2 separate regions of the Homo sapiens genome follow, and region 2 is linked to region 1. Evidence: chromatin loops called from intact Hi-C (ENCODE). Cell type or tissue: CD4-positive, alpha-beta T cell. All regions are shown on one strand. Each heading gives the region's core, and the rest is flanking DNA. Links, peaks and the distances in the headings are about the cores only.

Region 1 (10,180 bases), core at 1,301-9,300:
TTATAATAAATTGTTGTTTTAATCCACTAAATTTGGAGTAGTTTGTTATGCAGGAATATGAGAACTAAAACACATCCCCAAAGCTCAAAAAGGGTGTTCCTGATTGGCAGGCAACTCTTTTAAATCTGGATCCAGGTGCCTTCCATCTGTGGCCTCACCATCTTCAATACCTGGTTTCCAAGATCACTGTGGAAAAGAGAAGAACATAAAGGATAATGCATGGGAGCTCTCTGTGTAACAGGTCAGGAAATGGGATCTACCACTTCTACTCACATTTTATTGGCCAGATCCATTCACATGGTTACACCTAACTGCAAGGAAGGCTGAAAATGTAGTCCAGCTGTGGGTTTAATGAACAGCCAGTTAGTCTCATGAACTAATGTTCCTCTTAAGCCTCTTTCTTATTGGGTGTGGGGTAGAAACCATGGAACTGGACAAATATCAATATGTCAATCTCTTCTGATTCAAACAGTCCTTTTACATTGTATTCCCTTTCCTTTCTCCTGTTCCTCACCAAAATGGTATCTGGGTGTTCGGGGCAAGGGAATAGGTAACACTGTGGCTTGAGAATAAGGGTGTCTTGAATCAGCACATGTGGGTTCTAGGGAGACTTCCCGTTTTGCACTTGATTTTCTGATCCTTATTCTCTGCATAGAGTATGGTCCTGTTTGGCATTTATGGATGCCATGTCTCAACCTCAGCTGAAGTTGATGGCTTGGCTCATCTCTGCCTTTGGCAGCCTCGTGGCACCTGGTACCACTTGGTACCTGGCAGTTCAGTGACCCTTTTGGTACTTCTGTGTCCCTTCAGTAGGGACACAATGGAACTTCTTCCCCCCCCACACCACACCAGCATTCTGCTTATAGGCTTTGGAGAATATGGAGTCCTTTGGCTTGGATCCATCAGCTTGAACCTGATATATGAAGAACAGTGGCAGCCCAGTATGGCTTAGGAGGAAACTGAAAAGAAATAAAAGCATAAGCCATTAGATCTCAATCCTTCTCCTTCAAGCAGCCAGCATGGTTAAGTGACAGAGGACAGGGTCTCCTTTCCTATGGATCCTATCATACTTCTTGGAACTATAGTATATAATATTTACATAATCAGAATACATTTTTTGAGATTGGATTTTACATTTTTTGAAAATTTAAATTTTTTGACAAAGTACATAAGACATTTTGTCAAAAATTTAAATTTTTTGACAAATCACACGACATATCTATAGAAAAGTACAAATTTAAACTGAATAATTTAAAAATTATTAATATGACTAACATTTAAAAGAAAGAGGTAGAGATAGCACAAGTATGGTAAACTTGGCCAGGTGTGGTGGCTCACGCCTGTAATACCAGCACTTCGGGAGGCCAAGGTGGGTGGATCACCTGAGGTCAGGAGTTCGAGACCAGCCTGGCCAACATGGTGAAACCCTGTCTGTACTGAAAATAAAAAAAATTAGCTGGACGTGGTGCGGGCACCTGTAATCCCAGCTACTTGGGAGGCTGAGGCAGGAGAATTGCTTGAACCTGGGAGGCGGAGGTTGCAGCGAGCCGAGATTGTGGCACTGCACTCTAGGCTGGGCAATGGAGTGAGACTCCCTCTCAAAAAAAAAAAAAAAAAAAGTATGGTAAACTCAGCTGTCATCGAGGCAAGACAACAGATACTTTCTAAAACAGATAAATCAAGAACTATATGTATTTAAAGTTGAAATGTTAAGTACTAGAAGAAAAACACGAAAGCAACAATAGCAACATCGCAACTCTGGGGAATGGAAGTTGGAATGGAGGGTGAGAGAAAGGGATACTTAAATTTCCATTTCAGAATTCCTGTGCATTACATTTGAGTAAATTTTAAAACTCAGATACAGAGAATACTTTAACTAGTATTAAATACTGCACTAATATTAAATCTTAAAATAGAGACATCCTCATCAATAAGAAAATGCTTACCTAATATATATTTATTAAATTTCATATAGATCTTAGAAAAATGAAGTACATGTAAAGATGTGGACATTATGGAAGGATATCCATGATGTAGCATTAGGTGACAGAAGTGATTTGTAGAGCAATATGGTTAGAATGCCCTTTTATGTCAAAATTTTCATGTTCACATATACAGTTACATGTCACATATGTAAGTACACATTTGTGGATGCAAGAAAAACTGTATAGGGATGTGTCCCCAAACACTTTGGAATGTAGAGAAGGAAAGATTTTTGTGTTTCACACTTACCTGCTTTTTTTTTTAACTTTAAAAAAAAAGCAGCATGCATGTTCTAGTCGTTATTAATGATAAAGTTATAATTTAGAATGTGAGTTTGCATTATGGCACTTTCTCTTACCAGCTGTGTAATAAGGGGAGAGTCATGCTACCTACCCCTTTGCACCTCAGTTTCCCCATCTTTACACAGAAGAACTCGCATCCATTGCACTGTGGTATGTGTAGATGAAATGTTCCAAAGGAAATGCACCAATGTATCCTAGCAGCTTGTAGGGATTTGATACAAATTATATCCTTTCCTCTTTCTCCTTTCAGAATGAGAAATGGCAGCCAGGGTGACTCAGGAAGAGGGTTGGGTGGAGGGTGGAAAGTGAAGGGTGGAGGGCGGAGGAATGATTCAGACAGACACTATTTAAAAACAGCCCTCAGATGCACTAGGACGAAGCCATCTCCAGCTCCAAGATAACAACCCTCCCCTTTCCTACAATTTTCTTCCAGTTCCCACCCCAATCCTTTCTCTCCTAGGCACCTCTTAATATCTGTTTTAACCCAGCTTTATCCGTATAAAATGTTCGGAGGTTATTAAAATGTTCCAAGATAGAAACAGCCTCCTTTTTTCCTGCCCCTAAGTCATCACGCTACTTACTGTTGAGTACCTGATGCACTAAGTTCCTGAAGAGTAGAGTTCTGGCCAGGTGTGGTGGCTCACACCTGTAATCCCAGCAGTTTGGGAGGCCAAGGCAGGTGGATTACCTGAGGTCAGGAGTTCGAGACCACCCTGGCCAACATGGCGAAACCCCATCTTTACTAAAAATACAGAAACACCTGTAGTCCCAGCTACTTGGAAGGCTGGGGCAGGAGAATCGCTTGAACCCAGTAGGTGGAGGTTGTGGTGAGCCAGGATGGTGCCACTGCATTCCAGCCTGGGCAACAGGGTGAGACTGCATCTGAAAATAAAAAAAGTAGAGCTCTGTTTTGTGATTTTTTTCCTCCAGGGCCTAACACAATGACTAACACATGGTACTTAATGTGTACTGAATAACTCCAGAAAAACCTTTCTTGGTTCTTTCCATACCATTCCCATTACTCTTATGCCAGGATCACAGTTAATTAATTAATTAGATTAATTAACCCCCAAACCAAAAAAAAAAACAACCATTTTCAAGGAAGTAATACATGTAAAATAGCTGATACTTATTTGCTTACTAACACAAATGCACAAATTGGTGGAAGTTCAGACTGAGGTACTGGTTTAGTGGAAGGAGGAAAACAGAATACTTCCAGTCACTGGATTTTTCTAAGTGCTGGCTACTTTAAGTCAAACTACTCAGATGTCTAGGATCTGGCTTTCGTTGACTGTTCTGAAGGGTCTTTGTTAGTTGTACGTCAGTGGAAAAGAGACTGAGATGATGGTATTTGGTTGGGATGCAGCAGTCTCAACAACCCAATCCAGTCCTACCTCAACCATGTGTCACACTCCTAGCCGCAGCTGCCCATGGAACAGAGAGCAAAGCCAGGCCATTGCATGCATTTTATTGCCATGAGGATTTCATCGCCATCCTCAACACAGATCCCAGCTGAGCTATTCTGGACCATGTTGATGATGCTTTGTGCCAAGGGTAGACATAGACTGAAGGAGGTGTGCACCACGGAAAGTAGGCTGGCAACTTCTTCTAAAACAGCTTCCAATTCTCTGTGCTCCAGCTTTCACCAATCCAGTGTTGAGGAACAGACAGCCTCTCAAGCAGATGCAGCCCTTCCCCAACAACCCACCATCCTCAGGACTCCTCTTTGGAGAAGCAGCAAGGGAAGAGGTAGTGCAAGGAGAGTGGTGAGGAGTAGCTAGAGGCTCACAGCTTCTTAGCTGGGACCTCCGGAGTCCTCCTGGGTGATGGTTGCTAGAGAAGTGAGCGGCAAGGTGGGGGACTTAGTCTCCTGGTTTTTAAATCCCAGGTTCTTCTGAGGAACCCCAGAACAACTTCCTGCTGTCTCTAATTCCTCCTCCCTACAGCTGACTTTGGAATTGCTTGGCTTGGCGTTGTTGACATGATAATAATTATAGTCATTTTCATTAATTGCTCCCTATTAGAGCCTAATTGCCATGGAGTACAATAAAATTATGCACATCATTCAATGTGCCATATTAACTTCAGATTTTATTCCATTATAACAGTAGATTTGGTTCACTTTTACATATTACTGCTCACACGACTTAGTTATATACACTTTTTTTTTTTTGATAGACAAAAACAAACCTATTTCAAGTAGCCAAATCAGTGTAACCAGCAGGGGAGCCTCACGGGGGACTGGGACTAAGAAAAGGGAAGTTGTCTTTTTTCTGTGCTTCCCCTTTGTTCTTTTCTCTTTCTTCTGGTTATCTTTTTCTGCCTCTCCATGCACGTGGCAGCACATGCTCTTCCACAGTGGGCTCCTGATGTTTGATGACCTCCATTCAAGTGACAAGCCTAGACTGATGGCTATTTTCATTCTGCTTCCAAATTCCCAGGAGAAAGTGTCCAAGTAACTCAGCTTGGTTGATTATTTCTGATTCAATCAAGTGTGGTCAATAGGATGGCATGACAGTTCAAGAATTTCAGGGGCTCCCAACCTACGGGTGGTTGGGTGTGTGAGGGTGGTGGTAGAGAAGATCTCCAGTTTGCAGGGGTCCCCATGGTTGCGGACCTGTACCAGTCTGTGGCCTGTTAGGAATGGGATTGTACAGCAGTAGGTGAGCGGCTGGTGAGAATGAGCATTACTGCCTCTGAGCTCTGCCTCCTGTCAGATCAGCAAGTGACATTAGATTCTCATAGGAGCGTGAACCCTATTGTGAACTGTGCATGCGAGGGATCTAGGTTGCACACTCCTTATGAGAATCTAATGCCTGATGATCTGAGGTGGAACAGTTTCATCCTGAAACCACTCCCACCCCGACCCCCTGCCTGGTCTGTGGAAAAATTGTCTTCCACAAAGATGGTCCCTCGTGCCAAAAAAAGTTGGGGACTGCTGCTTTGAGGCTTTCTGTAAGGTGGGGGGTAATAATGCAGAGAACCTGTCTCTTGGGGTGGTGGTGAGTGCTGCAACTGGCATTATTCACAGGGTACTTTGCACAGTGCTGGCACATAGAAATCACTGAATATAATGTTTACCATTATTGCTGTTATTATTATCTCTTTGGGTCCTTAAAACATTTTTTCAGGATTTTTAGGTGGGTATTATTTCAAAATCCATAAAATACACCTAAAGATTTATATGAGAAGAATCCAAAAATCTCAGGGAAATCATATGAAAGAAATTATTTGTTTTCCTCAAATCTCTGAACGACAGTTTAAACATTTTCACACACTAGATCTAATTTTGGAGAGCTTGGAAACCTGGCCTGTAAGATTTCACTAATCCAGGAGGGGGCAGGCTTCCCAAACACAAATGTCCTCTGCTGAGGAGCCGTGGCTCCAGGAGAAACAAAGGCGCGTCGGTGAGAGCCGTTTCAGAAATCTAGTATTACCTTCAAAAAAATGTAAGAAATCAAAAGCAACTGGCCTAGAAGAATCCCTGGCTGTGTCATCCAGAGGCACCTTGTCACCTGCCAGGCCAGGTCGGCTGTAAGCTTGTGAAGTAAGCAAAAGAAATTTCCCGTGTCCCCACCCACTCCTATCTTTGCTTTTGTTTCTGGTCCTCTGCCCGCTTCCTGCCTGTGCCTTCCTCATTAGTCTTTGTTCCCCTCTCCCATGACAATCTATCTTTGGGAAAAATAACTGTGATTTAAATGTTTATAGAAGTAAGGATCCTAGGAATATTAGGTCGCTTCAAACACTTTCAAGCGCGTGATAGTCACTAACAAGGGAACTAGCCCTACCAGGACTAGTATTAAGAGAGATGGAGGATTCGTGGCTTAAAGCAAGGGCATTGAAGGTAGATAGGGCTGGGTTTCAATCCTGGCTTTGGTGATAACACATTGCCAGCTCTGTGACCACTTCCCAGCTCCTTTACCCTGGGTAAGTTACTAAGCCTCTTTCTCCTCATGTGTAGAAGGAGGGTAGTGTTAGAACCTATCCCAGGATTTCCTCAGGATTAAAAAGGAGTGTGCATGTCTAGTACATAGTATTTGGCACATAAGACATATCAACTGTAGTTGTTATTATAATAAAAGTTTTATTATAGTGATATGACGTTAATAAATTATTACAGTAATATAATTTTTTATTACTTTGGTTTTTTTTTATCATGGTCCTATTTTATACCACACATTAGACAATTTCTGGTGTATTACCTTTAGGTCTGAACTGGAGGAAAAGGATACATTTTAAATGAAACATGACATGTTAGAACACAGAAAAAAATGAGCGGGATGAAGTTTCTGGAAACTCCTATAAAAATTTGTTGAAAGAGTTGTGGTCATTGGAACTGAAAAGTATGAGAATAAGAGCTTAAGAGCATGCATCTTGAAATGCAGGAACGGCTGGAGGGAATCCCGAGGGGCCTGGACAACCCTAATCCTCTAGATCAGGAAGGTTTTGCCCTTGTTTCTGTTAGTTGCCCAAGGGGAATTACTGCCCCCACCTCAGTTTATGTTTATTTCTCAGTTTAGAGGTTTTCAGAACCAATGGAATGACAGACCCATGATTACAAACTCTCAAGGGAAACTTTTCCCCTAGAGCCCAGACCACTGAGATAGAAAATCACCTTTATTGTCTCCCTGAGCCGATGGGTGCATTTCCTGATTCATTCCCTCACTCTGAGTATAGCCCTTCTGAAGACCAGGATTTCTGCAGGGGTTGCAGTTCCAACACCCAGCATTCTGTATCTCCAGGCCTCACATTCTGCCCTGGCCTGAGCATTCTAATCCAAGCCTCTAGGTGGCCAAGCCAGGCAACTCCCACCCTGAGTGGCTCTAGCATACATGCACGTACTCACTGCTCTGATTTTTCCTTCTCACTTCATCTTTGACTCCAGGAACTTTCTTTACTTTCTTCCAGCATTCAGCCATGTCTTAAAGGAGACTTGTTTTACTGGATCCAGAATTTCTGATTATTGTGGAGCTACATGGTTTTTGGATTGTTTAGTTGACCATACACCTAGAGGCAGAAATTAGTTTAAAAATAATTAAACAATTAAATACAAAATTTAATCACATTTAAAGGGAAGTTGGGAGTTCCTGAGGGGTAGATTTAAGCTATTAAAGGAAGCTGCTAAAGAGAGCTGCGGAATGGTGAGGTCCAGTCAGCGTGGGTATTGGGTGGCTCTATTATGCCATCATGGCGACTGTCACATTAAATAATTCTGAAGCTGAAAGAATTTAAGGGAATGTTTGACCTGCCCCACAGTATATGTATTTAAGACTTAATAGGCCATAGGGAAAGTCAGCAAATGTTCAGGAGAGTCTTTTTCTGAAAAAATGTTCCCACCTAAGGGATTAAGGACCTCCTGTAAGGAAGGCTGGGCTCAGGGAACTATCCCACACCCTTAAATCTGTTTCTTTGTGCTTGTGGGGCAAGAATAAGCTAAGAGCACCAGAGTTGTCATTAGGATCAACGGAATATATTGGTTGGAAAAAAGGAATACTCAAAATGCTGCTTCCCCTTCCTTCACATTCTGGTCATTCAGGTAGTCTTTTTAGTTCTGTAATACTTTACAGCGAGAGTTTCTCTCTCATATACATTTTCTTTGTCACAAAAGCCGTGTGAAATAGACAGAGATTATTGTCTCCATAGCAATTTGTTCAAGGACACACAAGAGTAAGTGGACAAAATAGGACTTGACTTTCTGTCTTTAGGTTGGATCATGGGATGCCAATTCTTTTGTATGAATTGCACTCATTCTCAAGTCTCTGACATGTCAGGGAGAACTTTGGTCGTCTCTTTTGGAGGCTGTTGGTCTCTAGTACAGATTCTCTGCTCTTACTTGGTTTGTTTGATTCTAAAGATGTCTTACTTGGCTTCTCTGATTCTAAATTATCTTTGAGAAGAGAATATGGTGACTCTTCATTCCACTCTATGACCCAAATCCTATGCCTTTGGTTATCTCCTACTAGATTATAACCACAATCAGTTATACATGAATCACCAAACTAACTCAGCACACACATATTATGTAACACAATAGCTCCTACAGACAAACTGTGGCTTGGGACCATTATTTTAGATCCTGTTATCCAGGTAAGTATAGTAGGTCGCAAATGTTAGTGGTCAACCAATTAGACTGGAACAGTAATCATTACAGCAGGTCAAAAGTCTTGAGACCCTTTAAATGCAGGTATGTAAAGCAGCATTGAACGGGAACACTTAAATTTCTTTCCATCCTCTAACTATGCTCCAATCTCAAGTAACTTTGCTCTTTCATCATAGAGGATGGAATATGATGTGAAGACATAAGGGGTTGCCCTAGTCATTTGCCATAGTCTTTTTCTGAGGTTACTTCTCTCTATAGAATAGAAAGTGCTGGCTCTATACTATTTTACACTGTTTTGAATTCGTTTCTTCCCTGTTGGCTTTACCTGAAGGTTGTGTGTGCCATGGGATCACTAACCTTAAGCTCAGCCTGGCTAGTGGGAACATTCACTGAAGACACAACATCAGGCTGTTTTTACCAGTTGATCACATTTATTTTTTGTCACAAACATCATTACATACTTCCCCCTAGAAGCCAAAGAAAAACATTATCATAACCAGAAATAATTAGAAAAAGCACAGAATAAAAGAGGCAGTTCTGGTTACAAAGACAACAACCAATGCCAACAAATATTGTCAATACCCCTTTCATCTCCCTGGCCTTGGTTATAAAAATATGATGGTACTATAAAGTGCTAAAAATCACTAATGACATTGGAAACTCTCATCTATTAAAGCAAATGCAAGATGGAATATACTTATTGTAGGAAATAAAGAGGTTTGTTAACAACAACAACAACAACAACAACTCATGACTTTGGGAACAGTCATGTGTTAAAGACGCGAATTCCAGGATCTCAGTCATTTCCTCTCAGTGAAACATTATCAGAGACAAACAGAAAATCAATAAAAGATTTAAGTCTCATAGAGTTTGTGTAAATATTGTAGAAATGACTTTCACAAGAGTGATAAGCACAGCCTTATCACATTTAATTCAGCTGAGAAGTCCAACTAAAACATAAAACTCTAATTACCCCCTCTGATGGCCAGCAGTTTTATAACAATGAAAGTAGCTGGATTTATACTGTATAAGCCAGCACTTGAGCACTCATCCATGCAGCCTTGCCACCTCAACAGGTTGCCAGCACCTGCCTTCCCACTCCTCTGATGCCAAGTAAAAGTGAAGTTTGCTTGTGACGCTCCGAGATTCCTGAATTCATCCCTATTCTCAAAGGAAACTTTTCAATCTCATTCAGACACTTCCCAGCTCTCAAAAAAGACAAGGAAACTAATTTCTACCAAAGTGTGAAACTAGTGATAGTTTAACATGCACCTCTTTATTTAACATGTACCTCCTTATTTTTCCTAGAAGAGTTGCAATTTAACAGGAATCAAAATTCTAACCTACAAGCAGAGCAGAACTGTGTTTATTGTGTGCTATCTTTTGGTTAAGGAACTATATAATTGTATTTGCTTATATTTTCAAAAATTAACAATGAAAGGATGAGACAAAATCTGACAAAAACAATTACCTCTTATATAGGGAGGGAGGAAATGGGGTAGAAAGCACATGAAAGCAATCCTTTTCTGGATTTACTTTGTTTTGTGCTTTTTACTTTAAAACAGAGGTGTGTGCTGGCCAGGCGCGGTGGCTCACGCCTGTAATCCCAGCACTTTGCGAGGCCGAGATGGGCGGATCACGAGGTCAGGAGATCGAGACCATCCTGGCTAACACGGTGAAACCCCATCTCTACTAAAAATACAAAAGAAATTAGCCGGGCATAGTGGCGGACGCCTGTCGTCCCAGCTGCTTGGAAGGCTGAGGCAGGAGAATGGTGTGAACCTGGGAGGCGGAG
Region 2 (10,180 bases), core at 1,067-9,066, 790 kb after region 1:
TCAAGGACTGGCTATACTGGTGGTTACCTGCGACTCTGATAACTTCTCATTTCTGGAGAGTTATTTGTTTCCTATAACTTACCCCAGAATATCATGGACACACAAAAAAATGAATGCAGAGGCTTGATTTTCAATCAAATTGCTCTGGATTCAATTCCAAGAAGGAGTGGTACAGAATTGGTGTGACTAAGAGCACTCAAAGCCTCAAGCTTTTTACACAGCAAAATACAACTGATTCATGACTGGGGCTTATGAAGCACACAGAAAACATCTGATAAAATACACATTTATTAGAACTTTTTCAGCAGCATTATTTCCAGTTGTTTATCTAATCAAAGTAATTACAGTCAGCACTCAAAATATCAGCAACAAATATTTTGAGAACTCTGGAATAAAATAATCAGTAGTATATGTTTCATTCATTCATCCATCCATCCATCCATCCATTCATTCATTGTTTAACAAATGTGCAATATTAGCACAGAGAGTCAGGTATGCTATTTGCTATGGGAAAGTGTATATTCCTGCCATGGTTCCTGTTGTGCAGACTATACCCACTATTTAAGAGGAGAGCTGGAAGCCAGGCACAGTGGCTCACGCCCGTAACCCCAACCACTCAGGAGGCTGAGGTGGGAGGATCACTTGAGCCCAGGACTTCAAGATCAGCCTTGGCAATATAGCAAGACTCCATCTCTAAAAAAAAAAAAAAAAAAAAAACCAATAAGAATTAAAGAAAAGATCTGGACTGTACAGTACATTCTAATATAAATGTACACATTTAGCCACAGGGCCTAATAAAAAGCTTAATAAGAATGGTTTCCCTTTCTATTCAGGTTCAACTTAGGAAATAAATAGTGATTATAATGATATTTTCATAGAAACAAAAACCCAGTTGAGGCTTTACTTAACTGGTATTTTTTTTTTTTGCACCTTATTTTATGAAGACACAGATTTGGTTTCAGAAATTCAGCTACTGAGCTCCAACTACTAGGGCAGGTGACCACCTTGAATGTCAGGTGAGGGGAGAAATTGCTCCAGGGTCCATCAGCAGAAGAGCTCATTTAATTAACCACAAACTCAATGCAGGACACTGGCACTTAATGATATGGGATTTCCTCATAGACATCACAAATAAAAATGTTGTCTTGGCAGCTAGTGAGAGAACACACATGAAACAGAGAGTTCTGGTTAGACAATGCCAACACACAGAAGGGCCAAACTGAATTGCTTTTCCTACCTTCTGTATTATCTGAGGAGTCTACAGTCAAGTCCAGATGTCTATACAACACATAGTGGCCCCTATCAACATAGCCATTAATCAAATTGACATGTAATATTGAACATTAATTAAGTGCTAATGTGTAAAAATGGACCCAAGAGCGGGGCCTGGATTCCTTTCCTAGATAATTTTATAGGAAATATGAGTGGTGCCTCTTCTTTAGACACGGCTAAAGGTCCCCAGTCAATTCCTTTTCTTGTTGGATCATTTACTATAATGATCACCAACCAAATCAGCAGACATCTTTATTAGCAAATTCAGTAACAGGATAATCTTTCCAAAATTTACAAATATACAATATATTTATAGTATTACCTTCAGACAACTTCAGTGCAAAGATATACATATAGTACATTGTGATAATTATTTGTAAAAATATGAGACGGCATAAGTAAAAAAAGACACACAGGATACCTCCAACTATAGGCAAACAGGGAAAAATATATTTTTTTCATAAAGTACTGAATGTTAACTTTTTTCATCTGTTTGTAAAAAATATATGTGCAAAAGTGTGTTTCTAATTATTCCCTAAATAGCTGGTATAGCTATACTTCAGAGTCTTCTTTAACAAGATTTGCGGTGTCTTTAAAAGTGTCTTCTGTTGCAGAATAGGTTGGAGTTGGGTCTCTTCTCGAAGGAGGCTTAGGCTTAGCAGGGAGCGAAGGTGATGGAGGTGGTGTCGCAGCAACACTTTCCTTTTGCTCGTTCTCCATCTAAGAATACAATGTAACAGGAATCAGCCATTTATTCCCCCAAGGTCACCATACACGGTTTTTCATAAAGAAGACTATTTGTGGCCACTCTGCTCAGAATAATCTAAGTGTGTGTCCAATTTAACCAAGCAAATAATTTCTAAGAAAAAATGTCTGTGCTAAGAAAAATTGTTAAAAATTACCTGTGCATAGATTGGATTTTCAAAGTTGGTAGTTTGTTTAGATTTTCGTTTGAAGAGATTCCATTTTGTCACCTAAATGAAAAGGGGAAAACAAAAACCTCTCAGTAATGGAATTATTTTGTGGGTTTCTTTTCCTCCTGTCTCAGTTTTAAAATTTCTTCTTACTGAAGGGTAAAGCAATTTGGGACCTGGGACCATGTGATTCAGCCCATATGGTAAATTGTTCAATTCCTCCTATGGTCCCTGAACAGTAACTGAAACTCTGGGCTCTTTTAATCGAATGGTTTTAAACACTTCTTTGACTTCAAATTTATATATTATAGAATTTGTGCCATAGTATCTACAAGCAAATCACCTGGTTACCTCAGTACAGAGAGAACACATAAAACAGACATGCACAAGATGCATCTGGAGAAAAAGAGATTTCTGGGGCTGCCTGAAAATTGGGTGGAGATGGCAAAGCCAAACTGTAACTCTTATTCCCTAAAGTAACATTCTTTGGTCAACTCAAGAGTATCCCTTCTCCCTTCATCATTCCCTCCTGTGTCACAATAATAATAACAAAAACATCTAACATTTATTGAGTGCTTACTATGTGTCAGGAACTATTCTAAGAGTTTTACAAGTTTCTGATTTTTTTTAACAAACCCCAGAGGTAGGTACACTTATTATCCTATACTTGCTGAGTCACAGCAAGATTATACAACTAACTTGCAGGTAGAAGGGCAGGTAATGATTACTCAGGGGACCCAGAGGCCCATAAACTGGAGAACCCAAAGATAATCACCCTGGACCATGGTGCGTGGCCCACGCTTTACTGAAAAGTTGCCTGTCATGCTGACTGCCAGATAAAAACCTGGTGGGAGACAAGGGAACAGACAGCCTACTCTCAACAGGAGCTGAGGGAGCCCACAGGTTTTATGGGGTGTCTCTTACTCTGTGACAGCAGGGGACCAGCCTGTGGAGGAGTGGGGAACACAGGGCTACAGAAGTAGAAGAGGTCTTCACTTTAACCCACATTCAAGTGAGAACCTGCTTTGTACATAGTGCCCCCAAGGGGAACATGAAGACATTCAGGTCAGAGCCCTGCCTCTGGGCGCTTACAGTTAAGTGGGGCGGGCCAAAGTCTCTTAGATGTCATTGCTTCAAAATGAAATGGCTAACTTGAAGTTAAGCAATTACTAACAAGAGGAAAGGGACGGTGACTTTCATTTTTGTCTCCTTGGGGGATCCTATGCATATCAATGTAACTTTTGGAAAATGATAGAACTGAATCTTTTTTTTTTTTTTTTTGAGATGAAGTCTCACTCTGTCGCCTAGGCTGGAGTGCAGTGTCACAGTCTCGGCCCACTACAACCTCTGCCTCCCGGGTTCAAGCAATCCTCCCACCTCAGCCTCCTGAATAGCTGGGACTACAGGCATATGCCACCACACTCAGCTAATTTTTGCATTTTTAGTAGAGATGGGGTTTCACTATGTTGGCCAGGTTGGTCTTGAACTCCTGATGTCATGATCCACCCACCTCGGCCTCCCAAAGAGCTGGGATTACAGGTGTGAGCCACCGTGCCCAGCCCATGTTTTTAATTGTTAGTCTTTCAACATATTTATGGATGAAAGATACATTTGTGGGACTCTGGCATATTCAAATCAACCTAGGTGATCTCACCCAAGCGCCTCTACTGCTTTTAAAGCATGCTGGCTGTTAACTCAGTGCCCAGGAGGGAAGAAATACAGTGAGATCCCTGGACATAACATGGAAGACACATTTTAGAGGGTCTCAGCCTCACTAATGTAAAAAAGTAAGAGGAGGAACCAAGGTATTACAAAAGGGAAGAGAAAGAAAGGACTACAATTGGTGAAGATCTGCTCTCCTTTGAAAGAGACTGTCAGTTTACATTTTGTTTCTGATAACAGACATGCAGATCAGAGGTTACAGCCTCCCCACCACAGTCCCCTTCCTGCACCAGCTGGGGAAAATGTCTATTTAGTGAAGAAGATCACTAGACTAGAGATGGACTGAGAAAAAATGTTGAAAATATAAAATAAATCTGGCACTAGCTTGGGGTTGACTCAGGCTTGGAGGACCAAATATATGACATTCAAGCATCCGTGTGTCTGTGGAAAATTAATCTTCAAAATCCATTTTTAATATAGCTTAAAGAAAAAATGTTTAGTCCCTTGAAAAATCTGAAACTGAAAATTCCTTTCTAGACAATATTTATGTATGTCTGTGAGTGTATGAGTGTGTGTGTGTGTGTGTGTGTGTGTGTGTGTGTGACATGAGAAGAAGAAATAAGGGAATTTGAGAAGGTGTACAGAAGCCTTGATATAGACTCTTCTCAGCATCAATTTAGGTCAAATTTTATTTTGATTTAAATCAGCAGAACAGAAACCAATGTTTAAGGTGATAATGAGACTGCCAAGTTACCAAGATATCAATGTTTATAGACTATGAAATTTGAGAAATAAAGATTGTATAAAATGGTAAAATTTCCAACTACTCTTAGACTTTCATTTCTTTACATTACTTCACAAAATTGGTCATAGAATCTTAGAACAGAGACATTCCAGATCCTAGCGGTTCTCAACCAGGAGTGAGTGCACATGTGTTGGGGAGGGGAGGTGATTTCTGGGGTCACACTGAATTAGGGGAGACACTACTGGAATTTAGTGGACAGGGACCAGAAATACTGAAATTCCCTGAGTGCATAGGACAGTTTTGTAGCACAAAGAACTGTCCCACTCAATATGCCAATAGCGCCCCCAGTGAGAAATATTATTGAGGACTCTAGCCCCAGAAGTAAAACAGTTTGTCCAGATTCAAACAGCTATATCTGGTATAGCTGCAAATGCATTCATTAAAACTAATGATATACATTAATACAGAGTTTAATATCAAATATATTTATTGAATTTCTTCCTGCAGACCAAATAGTGTACCAATTGCAAAGGACCTGCAGGCATGTTTAAGAAGCTCCATCTAGTGGCATTTTTTTCTTTCAATCTCCAGTATTAAACACCATCCCTGACACATCGAGGGGAATAACGTTAGTTAGATGATTGGTTGGCCAATAATGAATAGATGGATGATGAATGGAAAAATTAGTGCCATCTAGTGGTAAAGATCTGTAATAGCAGGAGAGCGAAGAACAGCTTGAAAGAATAAAGATGCATGCTGTAGAGAAATCACGGCACACACAGACGGATCTTTCATCTGTATCTTTGACACCGTGAAATCTTTATTCATACTGAGTCAATTTCTCAACTTAAATGTCTCTGGTCTGAAGATACTGGATCCAGAAGTCTATTTGTTCTTCTTTGTGACATGTCCTCCTATGTTACAAGGAACATTATTCCCAACTCGATGTTAGAATGTAGCTTTATTTGGTGGAAAGTTTTTCAATCTATGACTTTTTAAAAAATTATATTTATTAACTGTCAACACATCTTGAGATCTTTGAGCCTTCCAGAATCTCCCTTGTTTGCTTAAGGTTAATAAAAACCCAGTCATCCCAAAGTTTTTCCAAATCCCACATTATTTCAGGAGTCGGCAACTGTTACCTGAGTTCCATCAGCAGCTGGTGAAGTTGGGTTTGTCTCTGGAACTATCTCAGAAGGGTTTATGGGACTTCCATAATTCTTATTATCCACATTTTCAGATACAGTCACCTGTGGACATGTTAAAGGCCTTTACCCAATTTTGAAAGAATTTAGTAGTAAATAAATTTGCTGTAAAGTTTGTACCAACTCTGGCTCTTTTTGCCATCTTGTTCTCCCACAGACATCATCAGGCACCATTTTTATTGCATGACCCAGTAGGCCAGGACTAAACATCACTCCCACCGCCCCAAAATCAAGAGCAGCAACCACTAAGTCACCTCATACCTTAATCCTGGGAGGCAAATACATCCCTCACTGGTCACACTCTCACTTATTACTAGCAATTTCTACTGTATTCTCTATACCTTCTTACTCCCACTGTTGACCAAATTTTTGGATAATCATACTCTAGTTATATACTGGAAGCCAAATCCTAGAAGAACAGCAAGAATAATTCCCCAACCTCACTGATGAACTGAGAATCCTATCTTTGGATCTTAATAATTTCTTTGAATATTAATAAATCCTATCTTCGGAAATTAAGATTTCATAGTACTACTAAAAAGAGGTTGAATTTTTGAAAAGATGAGAATGATAGAATTAATAATCTTCTACGCATTTTTCTATAACATTCATACAATTCCAAGGTTCCCTTTTAAGACCAAATTACCATGAATGCATAATAAACTACAAGGTAGACAATTCACTCCTTTTCCTATATTTTCACATTCATTACTTGTTTATTCTGAAACTTGGATATGCATTTGTATACATGGCCTCATTTTATTTTAAGTGAAGATGTCAAATGAAATGTCGTATCTCTTTTATCATGTGATTAAAGTTTTCATATCTGTTTATCAGAGGATCAGGGAAAATGCTTTCAAGATTTAAACATTTCCGATCTTAAAATCACAAAATATTTGTAAAATAAACATTTCTAGTTTCTGTATTAAAATGTGCCATATCTCGAGTTCAAAAGGAGCATTAGGTGTTAACAATGACAGTTATTCATTGTCACTAAGGCCATAGTTGTTGTGACAAAGGAGATACATGTTCGCAGTTGACAAGCAGTAAAAGTGGCGCTGGGGCTATTGATGCAGACCTTATGTAAAGTTATTCCCTTCACCTATATTCCTATTTCATCTCCCAGCTCTTCTTAAAGATGACGGACTGAATCTCAAACATGCTTTCTTTACTATTCCTTTGCACCCGTCATCCCAGCCTCTCTTCACTTTCACTTAGACTGAACCTGACACCCATCAGGCTCAGCAAATTACCTGGGCTGTACTGCTGCAAAGCTTCACAGACAGCCCCCATTACTTCAGTCAAGCCCAAATTTCATCCTCATCTGTTACCTATTTCGGCATAATTCTCATAAAAACACACATGCTCTCCCTGCTGATCAAGTCTGACTAATCTCCCAAACCTCAATCCCTTCTACAAAACAACAACTCCTTTCCTTCCTAGGCATGGTTAGTGCAGTCAGAATTCTTACACAAGAGCCGGGACCGTGCCCTGTAGCCTTTCTGTCCAAACAACTTGACCTTACTGTTTTAGCCTAGCCCTCATGTCTGCGTGCAGCGGCTGCCACTGCTTTAATACTTTTAGAGGCCCTAAAAATCACAAACTATGCTCAACTCACTCTCTACAGTTCTCATAACTTCCAAAATCTATTTTCTTTCTCCCACCTGACGCATATACTGTCTGTTCCCCAGCTCCTTCAGCTGTACTCACTCTTTGTTGAGTCTCCCACAATTACCATTGTTTCTGGCCCAGACTTCAATCCAGCCTCCCACATTACTACGGATACCACACCTGACCCCCATGACTGTATCTCTCTGATCCACCTGACATTCACCCCATTTCCCCATATTTCCTTTTTTCCTGTTCCTCACCCTGAACACACTTGGTTTACTGATAGCAGTTCCACCAGGCCTAATCGCCACTCACCAGCAAAGGCAGGCTATGCTATAGTATCTTCCACATCTATCATTGAGGCTACCGCTCTGCCCCGCTCCACTACCTCTCAGCAAGCCGAACTCATTGCCTTAAGTCAAACCCTCACTCTTGCAAAGGGACTACATGTCAGTATTTATACTGACTCTATATATGCCTTCCATATCCTGCACCACCATGCAAGAGGTTTCCTCACTACACAAGGGTCCTCTATCATTAATGCGTCTTTAATAAAAACGCTTCTCAAAGCCGCTTTACTTCCAGAGGAAGCTGGAGTCATTCACTGCAAGGGCCATCAAAAAGGCATCAGATCCCATCGCTCAGGACAATGCTTATGCTGATAAATTAGCTAAAAAAGCAGCTAGCGTTCCAACTTCTGTCCCTCACAGTCAGTTTTTCTCCTTCACATTAGTCACTCCCACCTAGTCCCCCGCTGAAACTTCCACCTATCAATCTCTTCCCACACAAGGCAAATGGTTCTTAGACCAAGGAAAATATCTCCTTCCAGCCTCACAGGCCCATTCTATTCTGTCATCATTTCATAACCTCTTCCATGTAGGTTACAAGCCACTAGCCAGTCTCTTAGAACCTCTCATTTCCTTTCCATTGTGGAAATCTATCCTCAAGGAAATCACTTCTCAGTGTTCCATCTGCTATTCTACTACTCCTCAGGAATTTCTCAGGCCCCCTCCCTTCCCTACACCTCAAGCTCGGGGTTTTTCCCCCGCCCAGGACTGGCAAATTGACTTTACTCACATGCCCCAAGTCAGGAAACTAAAATACCTCTTGGTCTGGGTAGACACTTTCACAGGATAGGAAGAGGCCTTTCCCACAGGGTCTGAGAAGTCCACTGCGGTCATTTCTTCCCTTCTGTCAGACATAATTCCTCGGTTTGGCCTTCCCACCTCTATACAGTCCGACAGTGGACCGGCCTTTACTTGTCAAGTCACCCAAGCAGTTTCTCAGGCTCTTGGTATTCAGTGGAACCTTCATACCCCTTACGGTCCTCAATCTTCAAGAAAGGTAGAATGGACTAATGGTCTTTTAAAAACACACCTCACCAAGCTCAGCCACCAACTTAAAAAGGACTGGACAATACTTTTACCACTTGCCCTTCTCAGAATTCAGGCCTGTCCTCAGAATGCTACAGGGTACAGCCATTTAAGCTCCTGTATAGACGCTCCTTTTTATTAAGCCCCAGTCTCATTCCAGACACCAGACCAACTTGGACTGCACCCCAAAAAACTTGTCATCCCTACTATCTTCTGTCTAGTCATACTCCTATTCACCGTTCTCAACTACTCATAAATGCCCTGCTCTTGTTTATACCACCGGTTTACACTGTTTCTCCAAGCCGTCACAGCTGATATCTCGTGGTGCTATCCCCAAACCGCCACTCTTAACTCCCTCTTAAAGTAAATAAATAATCTTTGCTGGCAGGGCTATGCCGAACCTCCTTGGGCACTCTCTAATTAGATGTCCTGGGTCCTCCCAATTCTTAGTCCTTTAATACCTGTTTTTCTCCTTCTCTTATTCCATTTACTTTTTCAATTCATACAAAACCGTATCCAGGCCATCACCAATAATTCTACACGACAAATGTTTCTTCTAACAACCCCACAATATCACCCCTTACCACAAAATCTTCCTTCAGCTTAATCTCTCCCACTCTAGGTTCCCACACCGCCCCTAATCCCACTTGAGCAGCCCTGAGAAACACTGCGCATTATCTCTCCATGCCACCCCCCCAAAAATTTTTTTCTTTGCCCCAACACTTCAATACTATTTTATGTTATTTTTCTTATTAATATAAGAAGGCAGGAATGTCAGGCCTCTGAGCCCAAGCCAAGCCATCGCATCCCCTGTGACCTGCATGTATACACCCAGATGGCCTGAAGTAACTGAAGAATCACAAAAGAAGTGAAAATGGCCTGTTCCTGCCTTAACTGATGACATTCCACCACAAAAGAAGTGAAAATGGCCGGTCCTTGCCTTAACTGATGACATTACCTTGTGAAATTCCTTTTCCTGGCTCATCTGGCTCAAAAACTCCCCCCCACTGAGCACCTTGTGACCCCCACTCTTGCCCACCAGAGAACAACCCCCCTTTGACTGTAATTTTCCTTTACCTACCCAAATCTTATAAAACGGCCCCACCCCTATCTCCCTTCGCTGACTCTCTTTTCGGACTCAGCCCGCCTGCACCCAGGTGAAATAAATAGCCTTGTTGCTCACACACACAAAAAAAGATGACTGAGCAACAAGGCTGCAACAAGGAAATTTAGATATCTGCCCATCAACTCTAGAGACCTTTGTACTTTTCAGAAAAGTATGGCAACAGCAAGCATAAGAGGTCCCTCTCCCTTTAATCCACCTCAAACCACATGCTTGGGATAGCAGCAAGAACCAGAGAGTGGGCCCCGTCCCCAAATTCCTGTATAGTGACCTGA

The links. Peaks named below come from ENCODE experiments on the same cell type or tissue, not always from the same donor. Only the 100,000 strongest peaks of a DNase experiment are listed, where the experiment ranks them.
Region 2: it touches region 1 in a loop (3.0-fold over the local background); 3 of 110 quality-filtered maps call a loop at or near these places.

Annotation. Positions count from the first base shown.
Region 1 is chr2:168,341,191-168,351,370 of GRCh38, forward strand. LOC105373734 (a long non-coding RNA gene) reads right to left here. Exons shown (of 6, transcript XR_923559.3): 3 at 8,743-8,852; 4 at 7,128-7,292; 5 at 274-3,167; 6 at 1-186. Among named protein-coding and RNA genes, the nearest start is that of STK39, 99 kb to the left of the region's middle. In CD4-positive, alpha-beta T cell, for the core only: a CTCF peak has its summit at 5,622 (motif pointing right); a DNase peak (open chromatin) is centred at 5,641; H3K4me3 peaks cover 508 bases.
Region 2 is chr2:169,126,839-169,137,018 of GRCh38, forward strand. LRP2 (LDL receptor related protein 2) reads right to left here. Exons shown (of 79, transcript NM_004525.3): 77 at 5,736-5,843; 78 at 2,175-2,246; 79 at 271-1,992. The coding sequence ends at 1,825. Among named protein-coding and RNA genes, the nearest start is that of DHRS9, 62 kb to the left of the region's middle. RefSeq lists an enhancer at 9,414-9,927. In CD4-positive, alpha-beta T cell, for the core only: CTCF peaks have their summits at 5,253 (motif pointing left) and 5,461; a DNase peak (open chromatin) is centred at 5,233.